Regions from separate parts of the Homo sapiens genome. Here regions 1, 2, 4, 5, 6 and 7 are each linked to region 3. Evidence: chromatin loops called from intact Hi-C (ENCODE). Cell type or tissue: chondrocyte. All regions are shown on one strand.

Region 1 (4,000 bases), 240 kb after region 3:
CTAGCACTTTGGGAGACCAAGACATGCAGATCACTTGAACCCAGGAGTTCAAGAACTAGCTTGGGCAACATGGTGAGACCCTGTTTCTACAAAAATAGTTTTAAAATTAGCCAGGCATGGTGGCACACACCTGTAGTCCCAGCTACTCAGGAAGCTGAGGTGGGAGGATCACCTGAGGCTGGCGAGGTTGAGGCTACAGTGAGCTGTGATCCATGTCACAGCACTCCAGCTGGGGTGACAGAGCAAGACCCCATCTGAAAGAAACAACCAACCAACCAACAAACCAAGAGGCAGAGAACCTTAAAAAAAAAAAACCAAAAAAAACTACAAAACCTGTCAATTTGACAATGTGGAAAGTAGATAAAGGAAAGAGAATGGATTATAACAAATAATGCAAAATAATATGGTAAATTAAGTCCAAATGGATTGGTAATCATGGTTAATGTAAACATATTAAACTCATGTATTAAAAGAGATTATTAGATCTGGTTTTTTAAACATCCAGTTATATGTTGCTTGCAAGACATAACTCTAAGCAAAACCATAAAAAGGGCTGAAAGTAAAAAGATAAGAACAAACAATAGAAATAATATCAGTATGTCAACTTTCTTTAGTTAATATAAAATGGAATTTAAGATACAAAGTGTCAACAGGATCAAAGGGAGACCTATATAATAAAAAAAAAAGTATCCAGAAGAAATAACATACACTTAAATGCTCCTAATAAACATCCAATAGACATATAAAATATGTCTATACGGTAAAAACTTACATAACTGAAGGAGAATTAAACTCACAGTCTTTCCTCTATTGGAAACACAGAGATTAAACAGATAAAAAATCACATTTCTGCAACAAAAATGAGTATGTTTGAATAAATATGTCTATATATGTTTTAAAAATACTAGAACTTTGGATGCAATGGTATATGCCTGTAATCCTAGCTACTCGGGAAGCTGAGGTGGGAGGACTGCTTGAGCCTAGGTGTTTGGGACCAGCTTGGCAAACACAGTGAGACCCTATCTCAAAAATCAAAACAAAACAAACCTAGAACTGTATCAGGTCTAGGGAGGGGAAATAGTATTCGCTACCCCTTAAGTTTTGGTGAAGGAGAGAAAATTTCTACCAGTTTATTCCTATACACAAGCAACACACAATTTAAAACATATATTTTTGGTTTGTTTTTTAGAGACAGGATCTCATTTTTTTTTTCCCACTTCTTGCTGAGAGTCCATGATTTTTAGTTTCAAGACTTATTTGTTTTCTCTGTTTTGTTTTGAGATGGAGTCTTCACTCCTTCGCACAGGCTGGAGTGCAGTGGCGTGATCTCAGCTCACTGCAGCCTTGACCTCCCGGGTTCAACTTCCCTGCCTCAGCCTCCCCAGTAGCTGGGACTACAGGCGTGCACCACTGCGCATGGCTAACTTTTGTATTTTTGGTAGAGAAGGGGTTTTACCATGTTGGCCAGGCTGGTCTCGAACTCCTGACTTCAGGTGATCTGCCCACCTCAGCCTCCCAAAATGTTGGGATTACAGGAGTGAGACACCGTACCTTGGCCCTTCTCCTTGAATCTGATTTTCAAAGTTAGGACATAAAAGGCTAAAGCCCCTACTTAGTTCTGTTGAACTGCCCATTCTGGAGGGAGACAGCCACCCCTGTGAAAAATGCCACTCTCTTGAGGTTGCCACGCAGAAGCCATACATAGGTGCTTTGTTGACAGCCACAGATGAGCTCTCAGTTGACAGCCAGCGCCCCCTGCTGACCTTGTGAGCGAATCATTTTTGGAAATCTAACACAGAGGAGCTTACAGATGAGTAACAGACCCAGCCAGGATGAAAGATCCCAAGGGAAAACTCCCCAGCCATGGCCTCACTGAATTTCTGACCCACAAAACCAGGAGAAAAGTAACATGGTTGTTTTAATCCACTCAGTTTTGGGAGTAATTTCTTATATGCCGCAATTGTAATTGGAGCAGATCTTAACAAAGAAATACACATTTCTTGTTTGTTCTGGGAGTCAAGTACCAGAAGAAACAGTTCCATGTTTTTTTGCCTTTAGGCATTTTAATGTAAGGACGTGGTGTTTGGTTGATAGAGCCACTGAGGCTGGAGCACAGTGGCTGTATCTCGGCTCACTGCAACTTCCGCTTCCTGGGTTCAAGCCACTCTTCTGATTCAGCCTTCCAAGTAGCTGGGACTACAGTCTCATGCTACCAAGTCTGGCTAATTTTTGTACTTTGGTAGAGATGGGGTTTTGCTATGTTGGCCAGGCTGGTCTCAAACTCCTGGCCTCAAGTGATTTGTCCACCTCGGCCTCCCAAAGTGCTGGGATTACAGGTGTGAGCCACCATGCCCGGCTAGGACATGGTGTGTGGGCCTCTTGCAATCATCTTGTTCCCATGAGGAAAAAGCCGAGAGCCGTAATATTGAACCAGAAAGCTGAAGGTAAGAAGGAGGTCAGATAGCAGAGGTATATTCTCCTAGGAATATTCTCATCTTTAGCATTCAGGAGACATAGAAAGATACATGGATACCTAGAAAGATACAGAAGTTGATACGTATATTATACCGTTCTCCTGGTCTGTGAATTCACCAGTACATTGCTTTAATTATTTTGGTTTACTAACATCTTTGCATTTTTTGAGATGGAGTTTCGCTCCGTTGCCCAGGCTGGAGTGCAGTGGCAATCTTGGCTCACTGCAACCTCTGCCTCCCAGGTTCAAGCAGTTCTCCTACCTTAGCCTCCCGAGTAGCTGGGATCACAGGTGTGCACCACCACGCCTGGCTAATTTTTGTATTTTTAGTAGGTCTTGCTATGTTGGCTAGGCTGGTCTTGAACTCCTGACCTCAAGTGATCTGCCTGCCTCAGCCTCCCAAAGTGCAGGGATTGCAAACATGAGTCACGGTGCCTGGCCAGTTTACTAGTGTCTTTGAAAGTCAGTTGAAGGCTACAGCCCTCTAATACTTTCCTTTATTTTTATATTTTGTTCTCATAAATATTTGTATCATCGAAGTAGTGGTATCCTTTTTATATTCCATTGATCTGAGTGATTCTTTTATTCCTAGATATCTTAGTAAATTTATAAATGATTCTCTAGGTAAACAGTTTCAGAAAATAAGGGCAATATTTATAATTTTTATACTTCGAATCTCTTTTTGTCTTCCTTCTGATTTTTAAGGTAATGGTTACACCAGTTACAACCACAACAGTAATGCTTATGTATGTTTGAAATAATACATTAATAAAATGTTAATTTGCATTAAAAACAATTCAATCGTGAACAATTCAATTAATAGTGAACATCAATATTCACTGTTAATAGTAATTTTCCAACAGTACCTAAAGGAAAAGAGCTCTCTCTTTGAAACTGGGATGAAGACCCGGTCAAGCTCACAGTCTCCGAGGTCCACAGCCAGCCAGCAATTGCACAGGAAATGCCACTTCCTCTTAACTGCCATGTCACAGACAATTACCTGGCTGACATACCTATAGTAAAATGAAGATAACCACATTAGGGAGATGGGCTTGAATCAGTTGTCTGTAGTAAGACGTAATCTCAGACCATTAGTAAACTGTCCAAGTAAATGAACTGTTTCATTGCAAGGCAAGAACTAAGGAAAGGAAAGAAAGTTGAGGCCAGACATGGTGATGCACACCTACAATCCCAGCACTGCGTGAGGCTGAGGCAGGTGGATTGCTTGAGCTCAGGCATTTGAGCACAGCTTGGGCAACGTCGCAAAATCCCAACTCTACAAAATATATAAAAATTAGCTGGGCGTGGTGGTGTGCACCTGTAGTCCTGAGCTACTTGAAAGGCTGAGGTGGAAGGATTGTTTGAGCCCGGGAGGTCAAGGCTGCAGTGAGTTGAAATTGCACCACTGCATTCTAGCTTGGGTGACAGAATGAGACTCTGTCAAAAAAAACAAAAAGAAAAGAGAGTAGATCTTATCTTTCCCTTCCCAACTTCTAAGGGAGTTCATGTACCAGACACCAGACTGCA
Region 2 (4,000 bases), 380 kb after region 3:
TTAAGAAAAGAGCTGTTGCCTGTAACATAGCTGCTCTCCTTGAGTGTGTGGTCTTCGTTTTATTATGAAAATTGATGATAAAGGAGATAATGGGTAAATATGTATAAGAGACCAGCATTTCTAATAGTATTGGTGATAGAGAAAGGACAGTGCTATGGAACAAAGCTAGACAAAAAAATCCAATGCTGTCCTTGCTCAGTATTAAGTTTTATAGCTGATAGAATTGTAACTATTAAAAAAAATGATTCACTGTAAACTCGCACTAGTATTTTTTGAATTCTTGCTGGAAAATAACTGTTACTGTGGGTTTGAAATTTTCTAGGCAGTAACTATTTTTCCCCCTTGGGAGAATGGGGATAGGTGAGTTTCAGGAGTCCACGGATCACATTCGAGCAGTGCAGGTTGCACCTGTGAGTGAGTGGGCAGCCTGTCCTTTCTCTAGGGTGAAGATGTGTATACCTTAGGATGGGATGCATGTTTTTAAGCTTCGTGTGACTCTTCATAGATGAGCGGGATAGAAGTAGGCACAGCAGCAGATCAGAGCGAGATGGAGGGTCAGAGCGTAGCAGCAGAAGAAATGAACCCGAGAGCCCACGACATCGACCTAAAGGTAGACTCACTGTTTTGGTGGCTTGTGAGGATTCAAGTGTATAAAAGGCAGAGTGAGTGACTCTCGTCTTCAGTGAGATTGCTGAGGCATTGAGTCAGAATTCCCGATTCTACCATGAACATCTTGGGATAGTTGGTTCTGAGTCAGGTGGGCACAGCTCTGCACTTGGGGTGGATATGGTTCCTGTAAGGTGAGAGGCTGGTTTGCTGAATGGCCAGTTTTCCAAATGGTAGGAAAGAATAGGGAGCTGGAGGTAGAAGAAGTGTTTATTAAAAAGAACTACTTATATCCAAGAAGGGTGTGTTTGTAGAGATAAAGTAAATATCCCTTAAAATGTTGTCATAAACACAGAATGCAAACTGGACCATTGGCTAGGTGCAGTGGCTCATACCTGTAATCCCAGTACTTTGGGAGGCTGAGGCAGGCAGATTACTTGAGGTCAGGAGTTCGAGACCAGCCTGGCCAACATGGTGAAACCCCATCCCTACTAAAAATACAAAAATTAGCCTGGGGTGGTGGTGGGTACCTATAATCCCAGCTATTCGGTAGGCTGAGGCAGGAGAATCACTTGTACCCGGGAGGCAGAGGTTGCAGTGAGCCAAGATCACACCACTGTACTCCAGCCTGGGCGACAGAGCAAGACTTTGTCTCAAAAAAAGAAAAAAAGGAAAAATACATCCTGGACCATTAAAAATTGAGATATCTTTAAAAACTGTCAAAACCGATCTTAACCGTTATAGATACATGCAAGGTTTAGAAATAGTAAAAGGAGTAAATTTGGGGAATTGACTTTTGGCAACTGGTTCTAGACCATGTCATGGTTAAGTGAGATGTTTCCTGTGGATGTGTCTTTTGTGGCCCAGATGCAGCCACCCCTTCAAGGTCTACCTGGGAGGAAGAGGACAGTGGCTATGGCTCCTCAAGGCGCTCACAGTGGGAATCGCCCTCCCCGACGCCTTCCTATCGGGATTCTGAGCGGAGCCATCGGCTGTCCACTCGAGATCGAGACAGGTGATGTTCTGGGCAGAGCAGCCCAGTTTCGCTGGGTGGGCGGTAAGGAGCCTCGGCAGGGAGAGCAGATGGTGGCCAGGAGGACGTGGCTTAGCTCAGTGACAGTTTTGTGATGCTGGTGCTGCTGTTCCCAGGTCTGTGAGGGGCAAGTACTCGGATGACACGCCTCTGCCAACTCCCTCCTACAAATATAACGAGTGGGCCGATGACAGAAGACACTTGGGGTCCACCCCGCGTCTGTCCAGGGGCCGAGGTGAGGCCTGTGGGGCAGCAGGCAGAAGAGCAGGCTTGCTTGCCCTAGCGAGGATGAGCAGGGGCTGCCCTTCTGGAGCTGCATGGCCCTGCAGATCTGTCTGGGGCCGCTGGGGACAGGCCAGGGCATGGACTGACCTGCTTCCTGTGCTCCTCCAGGAAGACGTGAGGAGGGCGAAGAAGGAATTTCATTTGACACGGAGGAGGAGCGGCAGCAGTGGGAAGATGACCAGAGGGTAAAGTTTTATACCTCTGAGGGGCTGATCGGGGCTGGTGGCCGTCTGTAGATGGGTGACCCTCTAGCAGGACTGGGCTTTGATGAGGGTACACCTGAGCCCTGTTCAGACCCAATGCCCTGGAGTCTCTTTGCAGAGGCATAGACGGCACGGTGAACCCTGTCACTCACTGCAGTAGGCTGACCTAACTGTTCTGTTATGTGTTGGTGCCACCATGTGGTAAATCTAAGAAGTGCTATCGTGATGGGCTGCCCTCCAGTCCTGTGTAGTTGCCCACTGTGGTTCTCCTCCAGATGGCATGTGTCTGCAGGGAGGCCTCTCCTGCACCCCTCACAAGGGTAGCTCCACTGCAGTAGTGACTTCCTACCAAGCGTCCCTTCTTCTGTTGGCCATGTCTCGTGCATAAACTTGATCTGTCCCTCACTCCCTTGCTTTGCCTCCTGCCCTGCAGCAAGCCGATCGGGATTGGTACATGATGGACGAGGGCTATGACGAGTTCCACAACCCGCTGGCCTACTCCTCCGAGGACTACGTGAGGAGGCGGGAGCAGCACCTGCATAAACAGAAGCAGAAGCGCATTTCAGCTCAGCGGAGACAGATCAATGAGGTGAGGCTGCCTGCAGAAGTTGGAGCAGATTCAGAGCTGGAGGTAGAGCACGTGGGGAAGCAGCAGGTTATCCCCAAGTGAGGGCAGCACAGCTTGTCCCCTGATTGCCGAGAAGCCCAGATCCTCTGGAGGTGGAAGAGGAGTGGGTGATGAGCCTTTTAGTAGCTTAAGGAAAGCCCCGGCTCGTACTTCTCTCTTTTGCAGTACTTCCTTGAGGGGAAGTACTGTTGATGGGAACAGGTGCATTGGGACCTGCCTCTGTGGTCTGTGTTCTTTGTGTCTCTGATGTGGGCTAGGGACACTTACCATTTGTGTGTCCCTCTAGAGGTTCTGATTTAGATGAAAGGTGCTGCTGCTTGGAACAAACTCCTGCAGGTGATTTGGGATCAGCACCTCTTCTGTCTTTGGAGCTGTGGGTAGAGGCCTGTGACATCTTTGCAGCTACCAGTGGCCTTCTGTCAGGACTTGATGTGTGGACTTACCTCATAACCTTTCAGGACGACCTTTGGGGTGGCAATTTGAGTGTGGCTCCCATTGTGTCCTCACAGGATAACGAGCGCTGGGAGACAAACCGCATGCTCACCAGTGGGGTGGTCCATCGGCTGGAGGTGGATGAGGACTTTGAAGAGGACAACGCGGCCAAGGTGCATCTGATGGTGCACAATCTGGTGCCTCCCTTTCTGGATGGGCGCATTGTCTTCACCAAGCAGGTGAGGCTCCTCTGTGGCCAGGGACAAGACAGCTCAGAGAGACCTGATGTGGGCCAGGTGCAGTGGCTCATGCCTGTCATCCCGGCACTTTGGGAGGCTGAGGAGGGTGGATCATTGGATACCAGGAGTTCAAGGCCTGCCTGGGCAATATAGTGAAACCCTGTCTCAAAAGTACAAAAATTAGCCGGGTGTGGTGGCAGGCACCTGTAGTTTCAGCTACTCGGGAGGCTGAGGCAGGAGAGTTGCTTGAACCTGGGAGGCAGAACCTGCAGTGAGCAGAGATCACACCACTGCACTCCAGTCTGGGCGACAGAGCAAGACTCTGTCTCACACACAAAAAAGGCCTGATGTGGAGACAGAAAGAAGAGAAGGGAGAAAATAGCCCTGTACCATGAGAGGGTAGCAGTCCCTTTCACAAGTAGGGATCTTATGAACATGGCCTTCTTGCTGATTTTAACGGGCATCGCTCTTTCTCCCCACTGCTGCAGCCGGAGCCGGTGATTCCAGTGAAGGATGCTACTTCTGACCTGGCCATCATTGCTCGGAAAGGCAGCCAGACAGTGCGGAAGCACAG
Region 3 (4,000 bases):
TTGGCATTAATTGTTTATACATACTTTGCTAAACACCCAAAACTGTTCTTGAAAAAAAAAAAATGAATCTCATGACACACACCGACATTAGCTGTAACTTCCTATCTTCTATAAGCTGAGTAAAAAAGTTAATCATTACTAAAAAAAAACCATAAACCCCAAATTGTAGGAAACACCTGGAAAATTTACAAACCTATGGTCCAGCAATTCGCTAAATAAATCTGGGGGCACATTTTGAAGGAAATTTTCCAGTATCCCAGGATAGATGGAACTGGATCTAGTCTGGCTAAGTTAGACTGGCTTAGTTATATTAGCCTTTTGAAGAATATCTGTATTATCTGACAATAATGTTCATGATTTGGTATTAGGTATAAAAGAGTTACAAAAAAGAATGAAGTTTTGGAAGGGTCTTCAGAGAAAAATGAGTGGGAGATGACTCTTCCCAATTCAGAGTATTCTACTGTAATACTTCTTTTCCAGCATCACTTGGCACAATTCAACCACTCAGCTACTTAACAAAACTGTATGAGGCCGGGCGTGGTGGCTCATCCTTGTAATTCCAACACTTCGGGAGGCCAAGGCGGGCGGATCACTGGAGATCAGGAGTTCAAGACCAGCCTGGGAAACATAGCGCAACCCTGTCTCTACTAAAAATACAAAAAAATCAGTGGGGTGTGGTGGCGGGTGCCCGTGATCCTAGCTACTCAAGAGGCTGAGGCAGGAGAATCGCTTGAACCCTGGAGGCAGAGGTTGCAGAGATCGAGTCACTGCACTCAGGCTTGGGTGACAGAGTGAGACCCTGTCTCAAAAAATAAATAAAAAGAAAAAAAACTGAGAGGCAGTAGCACAAAAAATGTTTTATATTTTACAGAGTTCTAGTTTACGTTGTTCCATGGATTCACTGGGTTCTATTATTGTTTTTCCGTGTTCCCATCTTTGTAACATCGTACTAACCTTCATAACATGTAAATACTGCTGAACCTCAATCCCAATAAACTACTAAAGGATTTTTAACATCATACGTTTTGTTTTGCAATGTATTTTTGAAACACATCAAATTTAAATTTTCTTTCCTTTCCATCCTTCTACTGGGCAAGTTTCATATCCTGAATTCCTCATGTAGAACTCTAGAAGGAATTCCATTCCACCTGCGGAAGGACACCTAGTTTACGTATTTGACCTACAGAAAAATTTCTCTGCAACTCTTTCAAATGCTAGTAAAAAACTCCACCCAGTCAGCCTCCCACAACCCCTCCCTTTAACCATCTTCTCCTCCCCACTATCGCCACCCTACCTTGTGCATTCCTTCGTAAACTTACTTCTCATCACCTTCAAGGTTCCACTCCCCTCTTGCCTACATCTGTTTTCATATCCTCCCACTCCCCCAATTCCTGCCAAGAAGCCCCGCTAGCTGCCTGTTGCATAACGGCTCCCCCATTCCGTCTCCCTCGGCAGTCGGCCCCGCTCCCGGGAGCAGGAATGCCCCTTTCGGCCCGGCCCCTCCTCCCTTCCGCAACACGCCCAGCAAGTCCCCGCGACGCAGCTCCAGCGGGGATTCTCTCTCCAAGCTGGGCGGGTCGTCCTTGCCGGCTGGCACCTCGGGTAGCGAGCCCCGAGGGCAGAGGAGCCGGCTCCACCCGGCCTGGCCCCGAACCCTCCGCGGCGCCGGCCAATCGCCGCTGCCATCCTCCCGCTGGGGTGATGTCTTCAGGTGTCCGGGAGGGGAGAAAGCCCTGCGTACTTCCAGCCCCGCTCCTGTGCCAGGAACCGGCGGCCCTCCGAGCCCTCCGGAGCCGGCCTCCGGGCCCCGAGCGCGGCGAGGCAAGCAGGGGCGGCGAAGGGTCCGGGTGGGCGGCGGCTACCCGCAGCCCAAAGGCGTGGGCCTGCGAGGCGGGCGGCGCGCGGCCAGGGATGGGCAGCAGCGGGGTACCGAGGCGCCGAGGCCTGGACGCGGGCGCGGCGCGGAGGCCTCGGCGTCCCCAGCCGGGTGTGGGGCGGCCGACTGACTGACGCCGGGCGGGGGCCGCCGACTGCCTCAGCCACTGCGCGGGGCGGGGGCGGCAGCGGCCTCTAGCCTCCCTCGTTCCCTCCCTAGTCCGCTTGCCCGCTCGCCCGCTCGCTCGCTCGCTGGTCCATCCGCCTCCTCACCTTCAGGACCCGGATCCCTCCCGGCCGGCGGCTCGCGGGCGCTTCGGGCGGCTCCGGGGGCTCCAGCGGGCCCGCGGGCCCCGGCTCCACCTCCCCCATCGGCGACCCAGGATTCACAGAGACGCCCGGCCCGCGCGACGGCGTGCGGAGCCTCGGCGGCGCGCGCGAGCAACCGGTGGCCCCGCCCCCCGCGGCCCGCCGGCTCCGCCCCTCCGGCGGCTCGCCAGCTCCGCCCCTCCCGCAGCCCCGCTGGACCTAAGCAGCTGCCGGCGCCGAGTGGCCCGGGCGCCACCGAGCCGCATTCCGGCCGCGGCCCGCGTGGCGGAACCTGGCACCACCGCAGAGCGCTGGGCCTCCACTGCCCGCCGCCCTAGGCTTGGAGGACTAGAGCGCAAGGAGGGGTATTTGCTGCTTTCCCCGCCCTCTAAGAAACCCGCGGGAGAAAGAAGCAGGTGGCGCCGGCACCTGTCAATTGTGACAAGACGCTGCCCTCCGCCAGGGTGGCTCTTGTAACTTCCCTCACCTGCCAAGCCGTTGAACGAACTGTTGAGAATACTCACCTTGGCAAGGCCTTTTCTCTTCCTTATCAGAGATGCGTGCGACCTTCTTAAGCAAATTCAACCCAACCTCGTACAAAACGTCCGCTCACCTCCCAGCCATGTTTTAATTCCCTTGCCTCCTCCTGGAGCAAAATTATCAGAATTCGGTGCTCTGCTTCAAGCAGTAATATGGCCTGTGACCCGGTTTATGATTTATTTGCAAGGCTGATTCAGAAAAAAACTTTTAAAAGTTAACTTCTTTTCTTTTCTTTGTTTTGTTTTTCTTTTCGTTCTCGCAGTGATAGTAGTTTTGTTGCCAATGGGCCAAATTTGGAGTCAGCCAGCCTGTTTCCAGATCTCCCCTCTGCCCTTCTTTAGATCTATACCCCTGTGCAAGTTACTTGATCTAAGCCTTTCGTTCTTAAGCTGTGAGAAAGAGATTAAAATCTGCCAAGTAGTTATGATGAAGATTTAGTGCATACAAAGTGCCTAACGTATAGTGGGGATCCATAGTAGCCATTATAATTCCAAAATTCTAAATTGAAGATCCAATCGGTTTCTCGAAAAGTACTCTGTCGATTCCTCCTAAATTTTCCTAGGAAGGCTTCTAGACTTCCAGATTTTTAGGGCTTCCCCTCATACATAGGGTGTTGAATCTTCAAGCAACTTGTAAGGAATTAGACAGCAAAAAACAGTAATTTCTTCACTTTCATAGAACTGTAATTCCAGTACTTTGGGAAGCCAAGGCAGGCAGATTACTTGAGGCCAGGAGTCCGAGACCAGCCTGACCAACATAGCGAAACCCTGTCTATACCAAAAATACAAAAAAATGAGCTGGGCAGGGTGGCGCACGCCTGTAATCCCAGCCACTTGGGAGGTGGAGGCAGGAGAATCGCTTGAACCCGGGAGGCGGAGGTTGCAGTGAGACGAGATCGTGCCACTGCACTCCAGCCTGGGTGACAAAGCAGGACCCTTTGTCCCTATTATCCATTGCTTCAGTTTGCCTCATTCAGACTAACTGTATGTCTAGAATAATTGCAGGCTTAGTACAAGACTTTTAGATTTAACAGAGCAGTCTGTGTCCCCCATCTGAGATATGTATCCATTTGGAGATATTTTAAATGCCAGGACCAAATTTGGCTCTTGCAGGTTCCGACCCCTTTCTGACCTACTTTCTCCCTTCACAAGTTAGCTTTGTATATACCAAAATTCCAATCTCCAGTAATCTTCATTTCTTGGCCTCATTTTAATGCATTAAAAACGATTTGTCACTGTGAGTCTGGTTTAAGGTGGGAGAAAACTCTTAGGTCATC
Region 4 (4,000 bases), 430 kb before region 3:
ATGAGGACAACTTAAGTGATTCAGACACTCCACCGTTCTGACTATACTTTTGCTGTGTTGCCACCTAATTTTTATTACTACTCCCTTACTCACTACTCCAGCCAAACAGGCCTTTCTGCTGTTCACTGAAGACACCAAGCACATTCCAAGACAAAAGTCTTTCTGCATTGGTGGTCCCTCTGCCTGGAATGCTCTTTCCCCAGCTGTCAGCACAGCTAACTCCTTCACCTCCTTCCAATATTTGCTCAAATGTCATTTTCTCAGTGAAGCCTACCTAAGATTGCATCTTGCATTCCCCATGCCTCTTACCTCGCTGTATTTTTTTCCTATGGTACTCATGTACTTCCAACCTATAACTTCCTTCTTTTTGTTTACTGTTTATTATTTGTCTTCCCCAAACTAGAATGTAAGCTCCACAGGACAGAGATCTTTGTTTTGTTTACACATAGACCATTCCAAGAAGTTGGACATTGCCTGGTACACAGTAAGCACTCAGTATTACTGAATAAATGAGTGGATATCATACTTAGCACAAAAGGGATCTCTCTCTTCAGGTTCTGAATATGAGTCATTAATAGTGCACCTCAACTTCACTCCAGCACTTAAATGCATGACTTAAAAAAAAAAAAAAAAGCATGTGGCTTACAGCGTGTGTGGAAAAATTTTCCAGTATATGATCCTCTGAGCCTTTCATTAAACAGTCCTTTGAGCTTTGTGACATCATAATTCTGCTAAGTGGGTCGCTATTACCATTCTCATATTGCAAACTCAAGTAGGCAGTTATGTAGCCCCCGCCCAAATTAGTGAACCCAAAACAAAACCCACAAGATCTCATCAACAGTTTTTACCTCACAGCTGACACTTATAAAGGAGTTCCAAGTGCTTCCGCCAACTCCTCCTACCAGCAACTGTGAAAACAACGGCCAGTGAGTATCCAGGGCTGACTTTGGGCCGGGCACCCCATATCTCATTTCATCTAGTGAAGTAAGTCCCAAACCCCACTCCAGAGGCCCGGTCCCTGACCTGGAGGAAACTCAGTCCCAGCCCCTGGCTCACCCGCTGGGAAGTCGAAGGAGGGCCCGGAATCGTACCCAGGCCTGGATTACCTTCGCCCACGCCCACTGGGGCCCCAGTGTCTGGAGAGGCTGCACTTTACTCTCTCGAGGAAGCCATTCTGCACTTCCGCTCTCGGGGCTGCTTCCCGGGATGGTCCCTCCCTTTGGGTCCGCGGCGCCTCCAGCCACAAGGCAGGGAGATGGTGCGCCGGACTGGGGGGAAGGCTGTCCGGACCCGCCCTCGCGGCACCGGGAAGCCAGTCCCACCTCCGGGCCCCGCAGCCGCGAATGCCGGCAGACAGGGACCAGGAGGCACTCAAGTCCCACTGCGCACGCGCCCTGTAGGCCGGGCCGGAGTCACGTGCGCCAACGTTACGCACGCCGGCGACTCTCGCCTCGCCTAGGCCTCAGCTCCCTAGGTTTTGCTTCGCGGAGTACAGAAGCTGGGAGGCGCCAGCCTCCCGCCCCCGGCCACTATGGCAACGGAAGCGGCGCGCGCAGGCGGAGCATTCTTTGGCTCCGTCCCGAAGAGGGGTGAAAGGGAGAGGGACAGGGAGGCGAAGGGGAGGGGGAGGGGGAGGGAGGGAAGGGACGGGGCAAACCTGTCTGTCAGGACGTGCTGGTTCCGCTCACTGGCTGCTGGCCCCAAGGGCTTTCAGACTCTTCTGGACAGTTGTTACTTCCTGTACAGACTGGGTTGAAACTGCAGCTCAAAAGACGATAGGTTAAAAGCCAAACTAGGGAACTGCAAGATAAGATTGTTTATATATACATGACATAATATATATTAATTATGTTGCTTAATAAGCCAATAAGAAAAAGGCCAACAACCCCAGAAGGAAAATGAGCAAATATTAGAACAGGCCTCCCAAAAAACAAAAAAGTCAAACAAATAGCCACTAAGGATATACAAAACTGTTTAAACTATTATTAGACAAGAATGGAAATGAAAACAGCAAGTTTTCTTTTTACTCGGTTTAGCAAAGATGTAAAACCTTGGTAATGACCACTGTTGGTGTGACTATGGGGAAACAGGTTTACATCTGTGGATGGAAGAAAAACGTTATTAGAAACCTTACGGAAGGCAAACTTATTTATTTGTTTGTTTACTGAAACAAGGTCTTACCCTCACCCAGGCTGGTGTGCAGTGGCTCGATCTCGGCTCACTGCAGCCTCAACTTCCCCGGGCTCACGCGATCCTCCTAGAGAGATGGCATCTCCCTATCTTAGGCTGGTCTGGAACTCCTGGACTCAAGCGATCCGTTGGTCTCGGCCACCCAAAGTGCTGGGATTACAGGCATGAGCCAAGCCGCCTAGCCCAGAAGGCAAACGTTGAAAAGAGACATGCACTTTGGCTGGGCGCAGTGGCTCACGCCTGTAATCCCAGCATTTTGAGAGGCCGAGGCGAGCGGATCACGAGGTCAAGAGTCCGAGACCAGCCTGACCAACATAGTGAAACCCCGTCTCTACTAATAATGCAAAAAATTAGCCAGGCGTGGTGGCGGGCGCCTGTAATCCTAGCTACTTGGGAGGCTGAGGCAGGAGAATCGCTTGAACCCGGGAGGCGGAGGTTGGAGCGAGCCGAGATCTCACCACTGCACACCAGCCCGGGCGACAGTGCGAGACTCCGTCTCGGGAAAAAAAGAGGACATGCATTTTAACCCAGCAATTCCTCCTCCTCGCAGTTTATCCTTAGGAGATAATTAAACAGCTGGCACTCACTTTGGACAAAATGTTCATTTCAGCATCTCAATAACATAGCCAAATGGAAATACTCTAAATGTCTACTTTAAGAGAATTAATTAAATTATTACAGTACATCTATATAATGCACATATATGCATTATATGCAGCCATTAATAGGCTGTATGTGTCAACAGTATTGCATGAAAATAGAAGAATATTAGAATTATGTGTAGAGTTTTTAACCATTTATGTAAATAGATATATAGACATAAATGTAAAATTCATTTTTTACAAGTCTTCCAGAACATGGACCAATGGAGAAAAGATTATATTTTCACAAAATAGTGGTAGGTCATTTGTGTCTCTCCATGCAAAAAAAATTGTATTTGGACCCTCCTTACATCATAAACAAAAATACATTTCATTTGGATTGTCAGTCTGTATTTTAAAAGTTAATAAGAAAACATAAGAGAACATCTTTGCAACCTTGAAGTAGTCAAAAAGTTTATAACAGGACACAAAATACTAATCATAAAGGAAAAATGTATAAATTGAACTATATTAAAACTAAAAATATTTAGAGCCTGTAGTCCCAGCTCTAGGGAGGCTGAGGCAGGAGGATGGCATGAACCCAGGAGGTGGAACTTGCAGTGAACCGAGATTGCACCACTGCACTCCAGCCTGGGTGACAGAGCGAGACTCCGTCTCACAAAAAAAAAAAAAAAAAAAAAAAAAGAAAGCACGGGCTGGGTGTGGTGGCTTATGCCTGTAATCCCAGCATTCTGGGAGGCCAAGGCGGGCAGACTGCTTGAGTCCAGGAGTTTGAGACCAGCCTAGGCAACATAGTGAAACCCCGTCTCTACTGAAAAACAAAAAATTAACCTGGCATGGTGGTGTGCACCTGTAATCTCAGCTACAAGGGAGGCTGAGGTGGATCACCTGAGCCCAGGAGGTTGAGGATGCAGTGAGCTGAGATCACACCACTGCACTCTAGCCAGTACAACAGAGTGAGACCCTGTCTCAAAATAATAATAAAGTACAGGGATTTATTGCAAAGTGAATAGCATTTATACAAGTAAGTGCTATATTGTGTGGTACAAGTTAAGTGTTGTAGGAGTCTAAAGAATGAAGTTAGTAGGAAAAATATAGGAAAAGACTAGGGAAAAAGAAACTTTAATTTCTGTTCTTTTAAGGGTGAAGTTACGTGGGGAAGGGGAGTGCCAGCCTAGCTCAGGAAAATAATGAGTGAAAAAACAGGC
Region 5 (4,000 bases), 160 kb after region 3:
TAAAAATACAAAAATTAGCTGGGCATGGTGGTGCACACCTGTAAATTCCAGCTACTCGGGAAGCTGAGGCATGAGAATCGCTTGAACCTGGGGAGGGGAGGTTGCAGTGAGCTGGGATGGAGGCACTACACTGCAGCTTGGGCAACAGAGTGAGACTCCATCTCAAAAAAAGATAAAAAACTGCCATGGGCGGTGGCTCTCGCCTGTAATCCCAGCACTTTGGGAGGCTGAGGCGGGTGGATCACCTGAGGTCGGGAGTTTGAGAACAGCCTGGCCAACATGGTGAAACCCCGTCTGTACTAAAAATACAAAAACTAGCTGGGCGTGGTGATGCATGTCTGTAATCTCAGCTACTCAGGAGGTTGAGGCAGGGAATTGCTTGAACCCGGGAGGCGGAGGTTGCAGTGAGCCAAGAACGCACCACTGCACTCCAGCCTGGGCGACAGAACGAGACTCCGTCTCAAAAAAAAAAAAAAAAGATAAATAAAAATTTAAAAAAATAAAATATACTCCTCTAATGTGATAATCTATTGAGGCTAAATATATATATACTCTATTATAGAAGAAAAAACAGAATCTTGACTAATTTTTATATTTTCTCCCTTCAAGATCAGAAACTGAAACTGTAAGATAAAGGTAATAAAGTCCCTTCTGAAGGAAGGCCAAATAATTTGAACCAGACAACATTTCAATATTAAAGCTCCAAGTCAAAAGACAGAGATGAGTGTCTGCGTATTTAAATCAGCAATGCCCGCTGCATCTTATAATCCTCCTAGTGGCCAAATGGGGAACTGACCAGATGGTACCCAATGGGACTTCACACCTGAGTGATCAAGAGAAAAATAAGCAATTACAGTCCCCTCCCACACAACGAAACGAAAATAATAACAAAAACACCCACAAAAACAGGCCTGTGGGGTCATGGGCTGTTGAAAATCAATAAGTAAATAAATAAATGGCGCTGAAAGGACACTCTTGACCACAAAGCAAGATCTCAGAGGCCAGATGACTTGTTTTATAGGCAGTTAAAGCTAATAAAACCCAGAGACATACAGCCCTAAAGGTCACTCATTTTGTTTTACTTTTAACACTGCCTCAATTTCCAAGCCAAAACCTGAAACCAAACCAAACCAAAAATGTAAATAGATAGCTGCCTGAACATGGGCTGGGAAGACAGGTAAACGGTGAGATTCAGGTCTAAAGGGATTCCATTTTAAAAGGAAAGCAGTTCTGTCTGTCTTCAGAGCAAGGTTAAGAGTCCTCGGGAAGGTGCAACGTCTCCCCTGAACACTGTCTCTGCTCTCCCACAGGTATTAGGTTGCAGCGTCTAGGGCACACCACAGACTTTGGCAAGAAAAAAAACGAGTGAAATCTCAGCTTGATGAAAAGAGAGTGCGTTCCCACCTCCAGCTCTGGTGCAGTTCCCACGGAGCAAAGCAAACTCGACTGAATCCAAGTGATCTGTATCTGCCAAAAAGGAGAGGACAAGAAAGCTGGTCACTTAGCCGCCTGGCTGTTCACCTGACCCCTGGGGTTGGGTCTGGGGCGTGTCTAATCAGCCGAGATGGTCCCTCTGCTTCTTCAAGCATGAGCCCAGGTAAATTCCCAGGAATTACCAGACAAGAGCCTGACAAGAGCCGGAGGTCTTCCGAGGCGGCTCAGACAAACCCTTAGACAACACAATCTCCGAAATCTAAATTTAGAAGCTTTTCTGCGAGACCCAGACGCGGGGACTGATACCCCCCGGTCTGCACGCCCACGCCCATCCTCCCCTCCCCCAGCTCCACCCAAGGCTGTCAGACGCCGGGGCCGTCCCCGCCGGGGCCCGAGGAGGCGGGGTGCCCGCGGCCCGCGCAAAAGCCCCCCGGCCCCGCACCCCGCGCCCCGCGCCCGAGAGCGCCAAGGGGCAGCAGGAGGAGCGGCCGGGGAGGAATTGGGGTTGGAAGCGGGGAGGGTGAGCCCGGGCTGCCCCCCTAGGCCGGAGCTGGCCCCCGGCCCTCTCCCCAGTGCAGACAAAAGGACCAACAGCCGGCGGCCGCGAGGGGGCGAGGAGCCCGCATCCCCAGCCCGGACCCGGAGGGAGGGCAGGGGGTCTTTTTACCCGGCGCCTCGGCGCTGCGCTGCGCTCTGGGTCCCTGGGCCCCGCCTCCGGACAGACGGACCGCCGGACAATGGACCCGGGACCGCAGCCCAAGCCAGCCGGGCCGGGGCGCTCCGGGACTGGGCCCCGGCGAGCGGAAGGGGCTCCGGGCCGAGCCGAGCCGGTGGCGGGGAGCCGAGGGGCGGCGCTGCAGACGGACAAAGCCAACAGCAGACAGACAGACGGAGGGGGAAAAAGATGGCGACGCGGGCGGCGGGAGCGCGCGGCTCGCGCACCCGCAGCTAGTGAGGCGCGTGCACGAGCCTCCCTCTCCCCCTCCCCCGCGCCGGCCAGGTCCCCTTCCCCGCGGCCCGGCGCGCGCCTGGCGTTGTGGGCGGGGCCTGAGGAGAGGGGCTCTGGAGAGGAGGGGCTCCGGGGAGCGCCCAATCCCGGGCGCCCGAGAGGGGCTCGCCCGCGTTCCAGGGCTCCGGAACCCCCCGCCTCGCCCATTCCCGGGTCTTTCTCTGGCTGTCTCAGCCGCTCAGCTCCCCCAGACCTTCCTGGACGTGTAAACGCCACCCTACCCAGCCCCGATCCTGGTTTCTTACCCCACCATCGAGTTCAGCCACAAAACCCACAACCCCCAACCACAGCTCCGCCGCAGGCACCCCCTCTCCTTAGCCCGGATCCCCACCACCGTCACAAACCCTCTTCGCCTCATTCCCCCACGCTTCGCGGTGGCTTCGGCTCCCGAGGCTTTGAATGTGACCACGGGCCTTGGTGGGAGGGGCCAAGTTCAGCTGTCAGAACCTCAGAGCTGGGAAATCTTGAGATTTCTTTTGAGTATTTAATTTTCTGACATGATTCTCAACTGATAAAATAACATTGGCTGCAGACCCAGGGGCAGGGGAACTTGTGGCACTGTTGTCACTTGAGGGATGTTTGGGGGCAATGGAGAGCCGTTGGACCTTTTTTTTTTTTTTTTTTTTGAGACAGAGTCTCGCTCTGTCACCCAGGCTGCAATGCAATGGCGCGATCTTCGCTCACTGCAACCTGCGCCTCCCAGGTTCAAGCGATTCTCGTGCTTCAGCCTCCCGAGTAGCTGGGACTACAGGCGTGCACCACCACGCCCAGCTAATTTTTGTATTTTTAGTAGACGGGGTTTCACCATGTTGGCCAGGCTGGTCCCGAACTCCTGACCTCAGGTGATCCTCCCGCCTCGGCCTCTCAAAGTGCTGGGATTACAGGCGTAAGCCACTGTGCCCGGCCTGGTTGGACGCACTTCTAGTCAAACACCTCCTCCTGTCCACGTCCTTCTCTCTCCTAGTTCCTGTTGCCTTCTTTTCTTCCTCTCTTCTAGAATGCCTGAGCCTGCCCTGGCATCGCTTACCTGGAGAAGCAGGGAATGCAGAGGAAAGAAGATGAGATCTGGTATTAGAAGATCTGGCTTTGAGCCCCAGCTCTGCCACCCACCAGCCTGTTGACTTTGGGCAAGTCACTTCCCTGTTCTGAGCCTCTGCTTCCTAAGATGTCAAATGGATAATGATGCAATAATTCCTGGCCTTTACTCTCCGAGGGTTGTTGTGCCAGTTAAGTAAAACAAATGGCTAAAAGCATCATGCAAATGTTTTTCGTGATTACTGGCTGCACAAAGGCAGGGCTAACGAGGATGCTGTCATTTGCTGATAAAGTGACAAGTCCTGGTATTTGCATAGAACATTCTTGCAAATTGTCTTTCCCCTAAATCTTTTATGAGATGATCTCATTGTCTGCATCTTGTGTTCAATGTAATAGAATGATTACATTGAGGGATCTTGGTCCTTCACAATTCTGTGATAAATAGCTCATTCATCATTCACTCATTTATTTATTGTGATTAGGATACTTAGATAGCAATTATTGTTGTTTAACTTCAGTCAA
Region 6 (4,000 bases), 240 kb before region 3:
CCAGTAAAATGCTCTCTTTAGAGCAATAAATTTGCCAATAGCAAGCAGCATTCACTTACTAAATGCTCACTGGGTTAGTGGTGCATAAATATGTACTTTTTAATCCACATCATACCATGAGGTTTGTAATTCTGAGGAAACAGATTTTGAAAGAATAAGTAACTTGTCCTAGGACACCAGAGCCTGTCCTCACCAACACCAAGCTAAATGAAGAGCAAAACAAGCAAAAGACACCAATAAACTCAGAGCGAAACCTAACAAGAAGAATCTCAGACCTTTATTTTTAAAAATAAATTTGACTGAGAATATAAAAGGTTAAAAATAGCAAGTATCATGCTTTTGGATGAAAAATACATATTCTCTTATTTAGTCCTCACAACAATCTTTTGAACCTTTAATTTTTCCCAAATGAGAAGACAAGGCTAAGAGAATAATTTCTTCTACCAAGATCACTCAGCTGGTGAATGGATGAACTCGGATCCCACACTAGATCTGCCAGGCTTCAAAGGTCATGTTTTTGTCTGTTTGTTTGTTTGTTGAGACAAGAATCTCACTGTCACCTGGGCTGGAGTGCAATGGCGTGATCTCAGCTGACTGTAACCACGGCCTCCCAGGTTCAAGCAATTCTCCTGCCTCAGCCTCTCAAGTAACTGGGATTACAGGCATGTGCCACCACACCTGGCTCATTTTTGTAATTTTAGTAGAGACAGGGTTTCATCATATTGCCCAGACTAGTCCTCAAACTACTGGCCTCTAGCGATCCACCCACCTCGGCCTCCCAAAGTGATGGGATTACAGGCGTGAGGCACCGCCTCCTGCTTTTAATAACTACACTAAATTCTTTCCAATAGTAATCCTAACAGGAATGCTTTTAGAACTGGCAAAATGATTTTAAGGTTAACATAAAATAATAGACAAGAATGGCCAAGAAAACTCAGGAAAAAAATCTCAGAGCAAGTCTTCCTTTACTTGGACCTGGAGCAGGCATCTTTTTTGTTCATTGCCCCACTCAAGGGCCATGAAAACCAGAAACTGATTACCAAAGGACCCTGAAGGGCCAACTCAACACACTAAAACATCTGGGTTATTGTTTTAACTATATCATCTCTTACAGACACTTTGTATTCTAGTTAAACAGCAATATTCTATAAAAAGCCAGCATCTTCCCTACAGGGACTTAATGCATGATGCTGTTTTCTGCGAGCCTCATCTTGTGCCGCCACCCTCTTTTCTCTTAGTTTAGCTACAATGGCCTTCTTTCAGTTTCCTCTGTGCTAACTCAGGACCTTCATACCTGCTGTTTCTTCTGTATGAACTACTCTTCTCCAATCTCAGAACCATTACAACTGAGATTCTCTGCCTGCCATTCTCTCCAGTAATCTAGCCGCCATTCTCTCCAGTAATCTATCCACCCTTCACCTTCAGATCATGATCGCTCTACAGACCAGGTCAGGTGTCTCTGTTAAACACTCCACTCGCACCGTACTCCTTTTCCTATATACCACTTAATCCAGTTTGAAATTATATATTGATTTGTGCTTTCTTCATTCAACAAATATTTATCTCATACATATTTCATGCAAGGCCACGTGTGACACACAACAGATGAAGTAGAGAGAGAAGGGGCATGATCCTGTCCCTCGCAGAGCTTAGTCTAAAGGAAAGACACATTAATCAAGATTCTCTCAAATAACTTTTAAGTCCACAATTTAAATCACTGCCAGGGGAAACTAACGTGGATGGGAAGCTTAAGAAAATAAATTAACTAAGGTATGAAGGAAATCTTTACAAAAGTAACAGCATACGCAAAAGCCATGTTCTAGTAGTGAAGGATCAAGAACACTGTAGTAGCAGTCAAAGGAGAGTGTGCTGTTAGATGATGCTGAAGAAGTCACAAGGGACAAAGCCACACTTTGTGCACGTCAAGAACTTGGTCTTCGATCTACGTGCACTAAGTCACGGGCAGGTGGAGTGAAATAACCAGATTTGATTAATACATGACTTTCCCATTGGGCGGAAAGCTTCCTGGGGGCGGGGCCCACGCCCCGCCTCATTCACCGCTGCATCCCCGGAATCTAGAGCAGGAACTGGCACATAGCTGCTCAGTAAGCAGCTGTGGCCCAATGAGCAGATGGGGTTTGGGCGGCGTCGAGAACAGAGGCGTCCCTTCCATCCAGCCGCCCATATCCACAGCCTCCATTTCCCAAGGCGCCGATGCAGGCGTGGGGGAGCGAAGGCACCAGAGGGAGACCGGGACCGGCCCGCGAGCAGCCTCCGCTCCCCGGTCCCGGAGGGGCCGCCCTGTCTCCCTCCACTGAGGCAGCAGGGACGAAGCCGACAGCCTTCTCTAGAGGTGCAGTGCCTGAGCCTAGCAAGGACTCCTAGGCGACAAACCCCAACACTCACCTCAGGAAAAACAGAAAGCGGTGCGTGAACGGAAGTGCGTCACTACTTTGGCCTTGCACCCAGGCTCACACGCGTACTCTCTAGGATGCCGGAGCGGTCTTCTCAGTGGTTGTGTGGTTTTACTCCCGGGAGGAGTTTCCACCCGGGGATCCTCAGAGACCTTGAATAGGAAAGAAAGTATATCATTGTTTTCGCTAATCTCTAACCGAAATTTAGCATTTTCTTCTATGTTGGCAACAAACTACTGTAGTATCAGCCGTATCTGTGACTGTCACCGATAGAAATCACAGATATTTTCATATCACATTACAGTTGATGCAGATCTCAGAATATGGCTATTCTCGTCACTAATTTGAAATTGTCCTTGTTGTTATCGGGCCCACCTCAAGTCTTGTCATTACATTTCATCACGTTGGTAAAGCTGCACTTATATTTCTGTATCACAAATTCTAAAAAACTGTTTAATTGTATGTTCATTGGTTTTGAAGGTGTCACCAGACTGCCAAAGGGTCTTTGCACAAAAAAGCTGTCCTCCTTAGAGGTAAAGACCCAGACACGTTAAGAAAGACCAGGTCAGCAGGCCAGGCGCGGTGGCTCACGCCTGTAATCCCAGCACTTTCGGAGGCCAAGGCGGGCAGATCACCTGAGGTCAGGAGTTCGAGACCAGCCTGGTCAACGTGGTGAAACCTCGTCTCTACTAAAAATACAAAAATTAGCCAGGCGTAATGGCGGGCACCTGTAATCCCAGCTACTCGGGAGGCTGAGGCAGGAGAATTGCTTGAACCCGAGAGGTGGAGGTTGCAGTGAGCCGAGATTGTGCCATTGCACTCCAGCCTGGGCGACAAAAGCAAAACTCCATCTCAAAAAAAAAAAAAACCAAAAAAACAAAAAAAAACAAAAAGAAAGAAAGACCAGGTCTAAGGAGGGATATATTAAGTAACTATTTAGGAAGTGAAAACGGTGGACATTTTTTTTTTTAATGACTGAATACAAGGCAGCCAGAGCAATCTATAATAGCCATGAATTTTGGATGACCTGATAGATGAAGGTGCCATTAGCTGAGATCAGGAATTGAAGAAGAGGAGCTGGTTTCAGGCAAGAAGGTGAAAGAATTTAGTTTCAAAAATACTGAACACACACACACACACCTGCCTTATTAACATTTAATTCACACACCATACAATTCATCAATGCAGAGTATAAAATTAAATAGGTTTTAGTGTGTTCAGAGACTTGCGCAAACATCACCACAATCAGTTTCAGGACATTTTCATCTCCCCAAAGGAACCTCATAACCATCAGCAGTCACTCTCCATTTTCCCTCTGGTAAGCAGAATGGTGTTTTGTTCCCCTCAAAGATGTATATGTCCTAATCTCTAGAACCTGTGAGTACATTAAGTTACATGACAAAGGGAAATTGAGGTTGCAGGTGGAATTAAGATTGCTAGTCAGCCAACTTTAAGATTATCTTGGGGCTAGGCACAGTGGCTCACATCTGTAATCCCAGCACTGTGGGAGGCCCAGGTGGGCAGATCACTTGAGCCTGGGAGTTCAAACCAGCCTGGGCAACATGACAAAACCCTGTCTCTACCGA
Region 7 (4,000 bases), 160 kb before region 3:
TGAAAAGGTGTCAAATCTTGTCAACTAACTTTTCTACATCAGTTGAGATGATCATGTGGTTTTTGTCCTTCATTCTGTTAATGTGGCATATTATATTGATTGATTTTTATATGTTGCATCTCAGTAATAAATCCCACTTGATCATGGTGTATAATCCTTGTAACATACTGTTGAATTTGGTTTGCTAGTACCATGCTAATCTTCTCTGTATTGTTCCAATTTTAGAATATGCACTGCCAAAGGGAACACTCCCACAGCTTTACTTTTTAAATATGGTATAACGTAAAAATACATTAAATTTAGGCTATCAAATGAGTTAAAGACCAATAATTCTTTTCTACATTTGAAACACACAAAAATTAAGACACACATGTGCTAGTTCTTCTGTTTATTGTTTTCTTTGAGGAATTGGGCATCACCTCCTATACAGCTTCAACCTTAACCTTAGCAAATGACTGACTGCCTCTTTGGAAGGTGCTGTGAAACAATTTGGCCTATAGAGAGCATCTGTATTTGCAGGTTCTATAACATTATATGAAACTTGTTTGTAAATAAACCTAAATTGTTTAAAATAAATAAGGATATAAATAATATGTACTGAGAATTCAGTTCTTTTCCAACATATATGCAATAATTCAAACTTCAGGGTACGTAAAATACAACACCTCACACAGAATAATGTGCAGAATATGCGGAGTAACAAAAATTCTCTCCTTGACCAAACTCTAGCCAGGTTCCTCTGAGCCATTTGTGGACTAGGCCTCAACAGACTTGAACAAAACTCTAACACAGTCTCTAACAGTTCAAGGTAGCATCTCTAGGATGACTCCAGCCCCGCTTTAAAGGGCCTGCCTAAAAAAACTCAGGCTGCCAAAGGAATTTACTGTTCCAGCCAACACCTTAAGATATGGCTCCTATCTCCCAGCATCTGTAGGAGGATAAAAGCCTAACTTCCAGAAACACCCTTTAACAAACCCAGATGGGTTTCACATGGACTAACCCCTACTTCGCACTTTTTGTAATCTTTCACTTCCCTCACTCTTCTGAGCGCCCCCTCATTCCTCTCCCCTTCCCTATTTCCCCATTTTTCCTTTAAAGTCTGAGTAACATTTGTACAAATCAAAGTTGAGTTCAGTTCGTGCTGGACTCCTCCTTATTCCATTAGTATATTACTGGTTAAAACCTGTCTCAACCGCTTTACTGTCCTGCTTTGTCTTTGACAAAGGCACGGGGGTGGATTTATTTTTCTGGCTGAGTAGAGATCCTAATGTCAGGCACTGCGGACGGTGAGGGCCACGATTCTTTGGAGAAAAGTTCCAAGGGGCTATACCATTGGAAACTAACACCAGCTAATAGAATTGTCTGCTCTGCGTCACAACTCATGGAAGTTGCTGCTTCTGATCCAGAGCTGGGAAAGGTTAACAGGTGATTACAAAAGCCTAGGATGTTTTGTCAACTTCCTGGAACAATTCCACCAGTCAGAGCCCAAACCGGGGGCAAAGGAGGAAGAGAAACTCGAAGCAGGGTGTGACCAGGGTAGACAGGCTGAAAAAGGAAACAAAATGTAACATCCTAAGAGAACGCAGAGGCCGAATAAAGGAACTAACCCTCACCTGCAGCTCAGATTCTACGCCGGCGCCCGGAGCTGTGTCCTGTTGCCTAGCGACGGCGCATGCGCACTGACTAGCGCAGCCCCCTAAACATGCATCCGCGCCTGCGCAGCCGCGGGTCGCCCAGGGTTGGGATGTTGGTGTCGGCTGGGGGCTGCTGTGAGGCGCTTGGTAGCACCCAGTCCTGATACTCTCCAGTTACCCGGTAGGCGGGGCTCGGACACAAAGAAAAGGTGAATTCGCAGCTGAGAGCCCTTGTTTCCGGTCCTTTTTTTTTTTTTTTTGAGATGGAGTCTCGCTCTGTCACCCAGGCTGGAGTGCAGTGGCGCCATCTCGGCTCACTGCAAGCTCTGCCTCCGGTGTTCAAGCGATTCTCCTGCCTCAGCCTTCTAAGTAGCTAGGATTACAGGCGCGCGTCACCACGCTTGGCTAATTTTTGTATTTTTAGTAGAGCCGAGGTTTCACCAAGTTGGTCAAGATGGTCTCAAACTTCTGACCTCGTGATCCGCCCGCCTCGGCCTCCCAAAGTGCCGGGATTACAGGCGTGAGCCACCGCGCCCGGCCGTCTCCGATCTTTACACGCATTCTTCGTGTTATCTGAAGACACTCTGACGCCACCACCCAAAGCAACTGGCAGTTGACTCTTGGCAATTTTAAGCTTGTGTGGAAAGCAGCCGCCGCCCGGTAGCTCCTTTTTATCTAGAGACACTCAGGATGTGGGGGACACCCCAGCAATGCCATCCCTCCTTTGACCTCCAGAGCGCGCAGAATTACAAAGTTGAGTAATACTTTATTTGAAAAAATGAAAAGTGCACACACACACACACACACACACACTTACATAGGCACAGTATAATCTGGAAGTATGACCAGCAAATGATAACTGATTCCCTCAGGGGAGAAGAAACTGGGTGGCTGAAGGACAGGAATGAGAAAGAAGGACAGTTGCGTTTGTTTGTATCGTTTGAAATTGTCCAGTGTGTATGTGTTCTTTTCAAATGTTTGAAGAACCATTGGCTCCCTTATCAAAATGTAAATACCAAGGAAAATCAGGAATTTAAGAAGTCTAAGAATTCTGTAATGCTGGGTAGAATTTTCTGTACGTGTAAAACTAAAATGTCTTTTGTAAATCACTGAGTCTTCCTGTTTATTTCTGGTTAGAGATCTTTGGGGGCTTGGATGGAGGAACAGGAAAAGAGGAGCCAGGCTTTTTTGGAAAATTGGCGGCAGCGGTGGCATACGGGAAACTGAAATCTTTATCTAATCTCATCCTTTGTATATTCGTCTTGGATTTGCTGAAGAAAATTAAAAGGTAAATTTTGCTGTGAGCTCACTGAACTCAAATTGAAAGGGAACATATGCTGTTTATTTTTGTGAAGGACATTAATTGGGTGTGACTGGCAGGGTTGAGACCTGAAGTTCCTCTTTTAGATAAGGAAAATTTCCCTTGGTGAGAAATCTCTAGACTAGTTATGATAGATTCCTAACCCCCAACCTTGAAAGGTAACTTAAGGCTCCCTCCTCTAAGGGAAGGGCTGAAGAAAAAATTAAACAGGCAACTGTGCCTATGAAGATTTGCGAAAAAAAAAAAAAAAAAAAAACATCTAGGACACTTCTCATTCACTGGGTCAAGCCAGAGCCATCAACTTTGTGACCTAGTGAGTGGTTAGTGGATATAGGCAAGCGTAGTAACTTGGGACCAGAGGTTAGGGATCCAGAAAGTTGAAAATGTAAAGACAAAGGCCAGAGGTTATAACTTACTGCCTCTTGGTAAGTAGGAAGCCAGAAGTTGAGCTCCCAAATAAAATGTTTTAGGAACTGTGGTTCTTAAGTAACTCCAAAAGTCAGTACATTTACAAAGAAGTAAATGAAACCTCATAGGTAATGAAACAATGAGACTGAGGAGTGCCTGGGATTAGAAATTCCCAAACGGAGAAAAAAACACATCACAGAAGAGCCATACTTGGTGAAATTTATTAAAAAAAAAAAAAGAAAAACAATAATTTATGCCCTTGGCAAAATAAAAGATCTTATCAATATAAATGTTTCTTAGAAAATGTATGAAAAGATAATATATATTAATAAATCAATATTAACATTACAGCAAAAGTAATAATGATTATATAACAATGACAAGTGAAGATATTTCTGGCCCTTACACAGTAGTATTTCTGGAAGGTCTCTGATTCCTGCTTGCTCTAGTACAGGCGTGCTCTCACTTTAAGAAAGCCTGATGCCGCTGGGCGAGGTGGCTCACGCCTGTAATCCCAGTACTTTAGGAGACCCAGGCGGGCAGATTGCCTGAGGTCAGGAGTTTGAGACCAGCCTGGCTAACATGGTGAAACCCTGTCTCTACTAAAAATACAAAAATTAGCCGGGCATGGTGGCTC

The links. A loop is a pair of places that touch in the nucleus more often than their neighbours do. Peaks named below come from ENCODE experiments on the same cell type or tissue, not always from the same donor. Only the 100,000 strongest peaks of a DNase experiment are listed, where the experiment ranks them.
Region 1: it touches region 3 in a loop (6-fold over the local background); 4 of 110 quality-filtered maps call a loop at or near these places.
Region 2: it touches region 3 in a loop (3-fold over the local background); 12 of 110 quality-filtered maps call a loop at or near these places.
Region 4: it touches region 3 in a loop (14-fold over the local background); 2 of 110 quality-filtered maps call a loop at or near these places.
Region 5: a loop joins it to region 3, with 5 times the contacts of the local background. A loop is called at or near these places in 26 of 110 quality-filtered maps.
Region 6: it touches region 3 in a loop (7-fold over the local background); 5 of 110 quality-filtered maps call a loop at or near these places.
Region 7: a loop joins it to region 3, with 2.3 times the contacts of the local background. A loop is called at or near these places in 7 of 110 quality-filtered maps.

The regions. Positions count from the first base shown.
Region 1 is chr16:71,959,866-71,963,865 of GRCh38, forward strand. It overlaps PKD1L3 (polycystin 1 like 3, transient receptor potential channel interacting), which reads right to left. Exons shown (of 30, transcript NM_181536.2): 16 at 3,340-3,486. Among named protein-coding and RNA genes, the nearest start is that of PKD1L3, 39 kb to the right of the region's middle. In chondrocyte, CTCF peaks have their summits at 1,761 (motif pointing left) and 1,968; no DNase peak of the experiment used is centred here.
Region 2 is chr16:72,097,172-72,101,171 of GRCh38, forward strand. DHX38 (DEAH-box helicase 38) reads left to right here. Exons shown (of 27, transcript NM_014003.4): 4 at 506-610; 5 at 1,474-1,621; 6 at 1,756-1,874; 7 at 2,033-2,109; 8 at 2,561-2,716; 9 at 3,265-3,426; 10 at 3,915-4,000. Among named protein-coding and RNA genes, the nearest start is that of DHX38, 5.3 kb to the left of the region's middle. RefSeq lists an enhancer at 1,831-2,331. In chondrocyte, CTCF peaks have their summits at 2,306 (motif pointing left) and 2,512; no DNase peak of the experiment used is centred here.
Region 3 is chr16:71,721,621-71,725,620 of GRCh38, forward strand. It overlaps PHLPP2 (PH domain and leucine rich repeat protein phosphatase 2), which reads right to left and starts at 3,081. Exons shown (of 19, transcript NM_015020.3): 1 at 2,709-3,081. RefSeq lists an enhancer at 1,418-1,919 and a silencer at 1,685-2,654. In chondrocyte, a CTCF peak has its summit at 1,749; DNase peaks (open chromatin) are centred at 1,651 and 2,328.
Region 4 is chr16:71,288,030-71,292,029 of GRCh38, forward strand. It overlaps CMTR2 (cap methyltransferase 2), which reads right to left and starts at 1,373. Exons shown (of 3, transcript NM_018348.6): 1 at 1,107-1,373; 2 at 849-908. LOC102723786 (a long non-coding RNA gene) reads left to right here and starts at 771. Exons shown (of 4, transcript XR_933707.3): 1 at 771-926. RefSeq lists silencers at 1,126-1,495, 1,576-1,645. In chondrocyte, a CTCF peak has its summit at 1,566; DNase peaks (open chromatin) are centred at 1,372 and 2,320.
Region 5 is chr16:71,881,807-71,885,806 of GRCh38, forward strand. ZNF821 (zinc finger protein 821) reads right to left here and starts at 2,376. Exons shown (of 8, transcript NM_001201552.2): 1 at 2,102-2,376; 2 at 1,405-1,467. RefSeq lists enhancers at 1,202-1,401, 3,242-3,742 and silencers at 1,762-1,881, 1,902-2,661. In chondrocyte, CTCF peaks have their summits at 792, 994, 2,042 (motif pointing right) and 2,243; DNase peaks (open chromatin) are centred at 2,068 and 2,385.
Region 6 is chr16:71,482,183-71,486,182 of GRCh38, forward strand. ZNF19 (zinc finger protein 19) reads right to left here. Exons shown (of 6, transcript NM_006961.4): 2 at 2,407-2,566. Among named protein-coding and RNA genes, the nearest start is that of ZNF19, 5.1 kb to the right of the region's middle. RefSeq lists an enhancer at 1,686-2,595 and a silencer at 2,163-2,442. In chondrocyte, a CTCF peak has its summit at 2,246 (motif pointing right); a DNase peak (open chromatin) is centred at 2,261.
Region 7 is chr16:71,563,280-71,567,279 of GRCh38, forward strand. It overlaps TAT (tyrosine aminotransferase), which reads right to left. Exons shown (of 12, transcript NM_000353.3): 12 at 2,381-4,000. TAT-AS1 (TAT antisense RNA 1) reads left to right here and starts at 1,737. Exons shown (of 3, transcript NR_103852.1): 1 at 1,737-1,843; 2 at 2,772-2,922. It overlaps LOC124903710 (a long non-coding RNA gene), which reads right to left and starts at 1,661. Exons shown (of 2, transcript XR_007065106.1): 1 at 1,614-1,661; 2 at 374-1,545. It also overlaps the pseudogene RNU6-1061P. RefSeq lists an enhancer at 2,157-2,688. In chondrocyte, CTCF peaks have their summits at 1,943 and 2,150; DNase peaks (open chromatin) are centred at 1,692 and 2,202.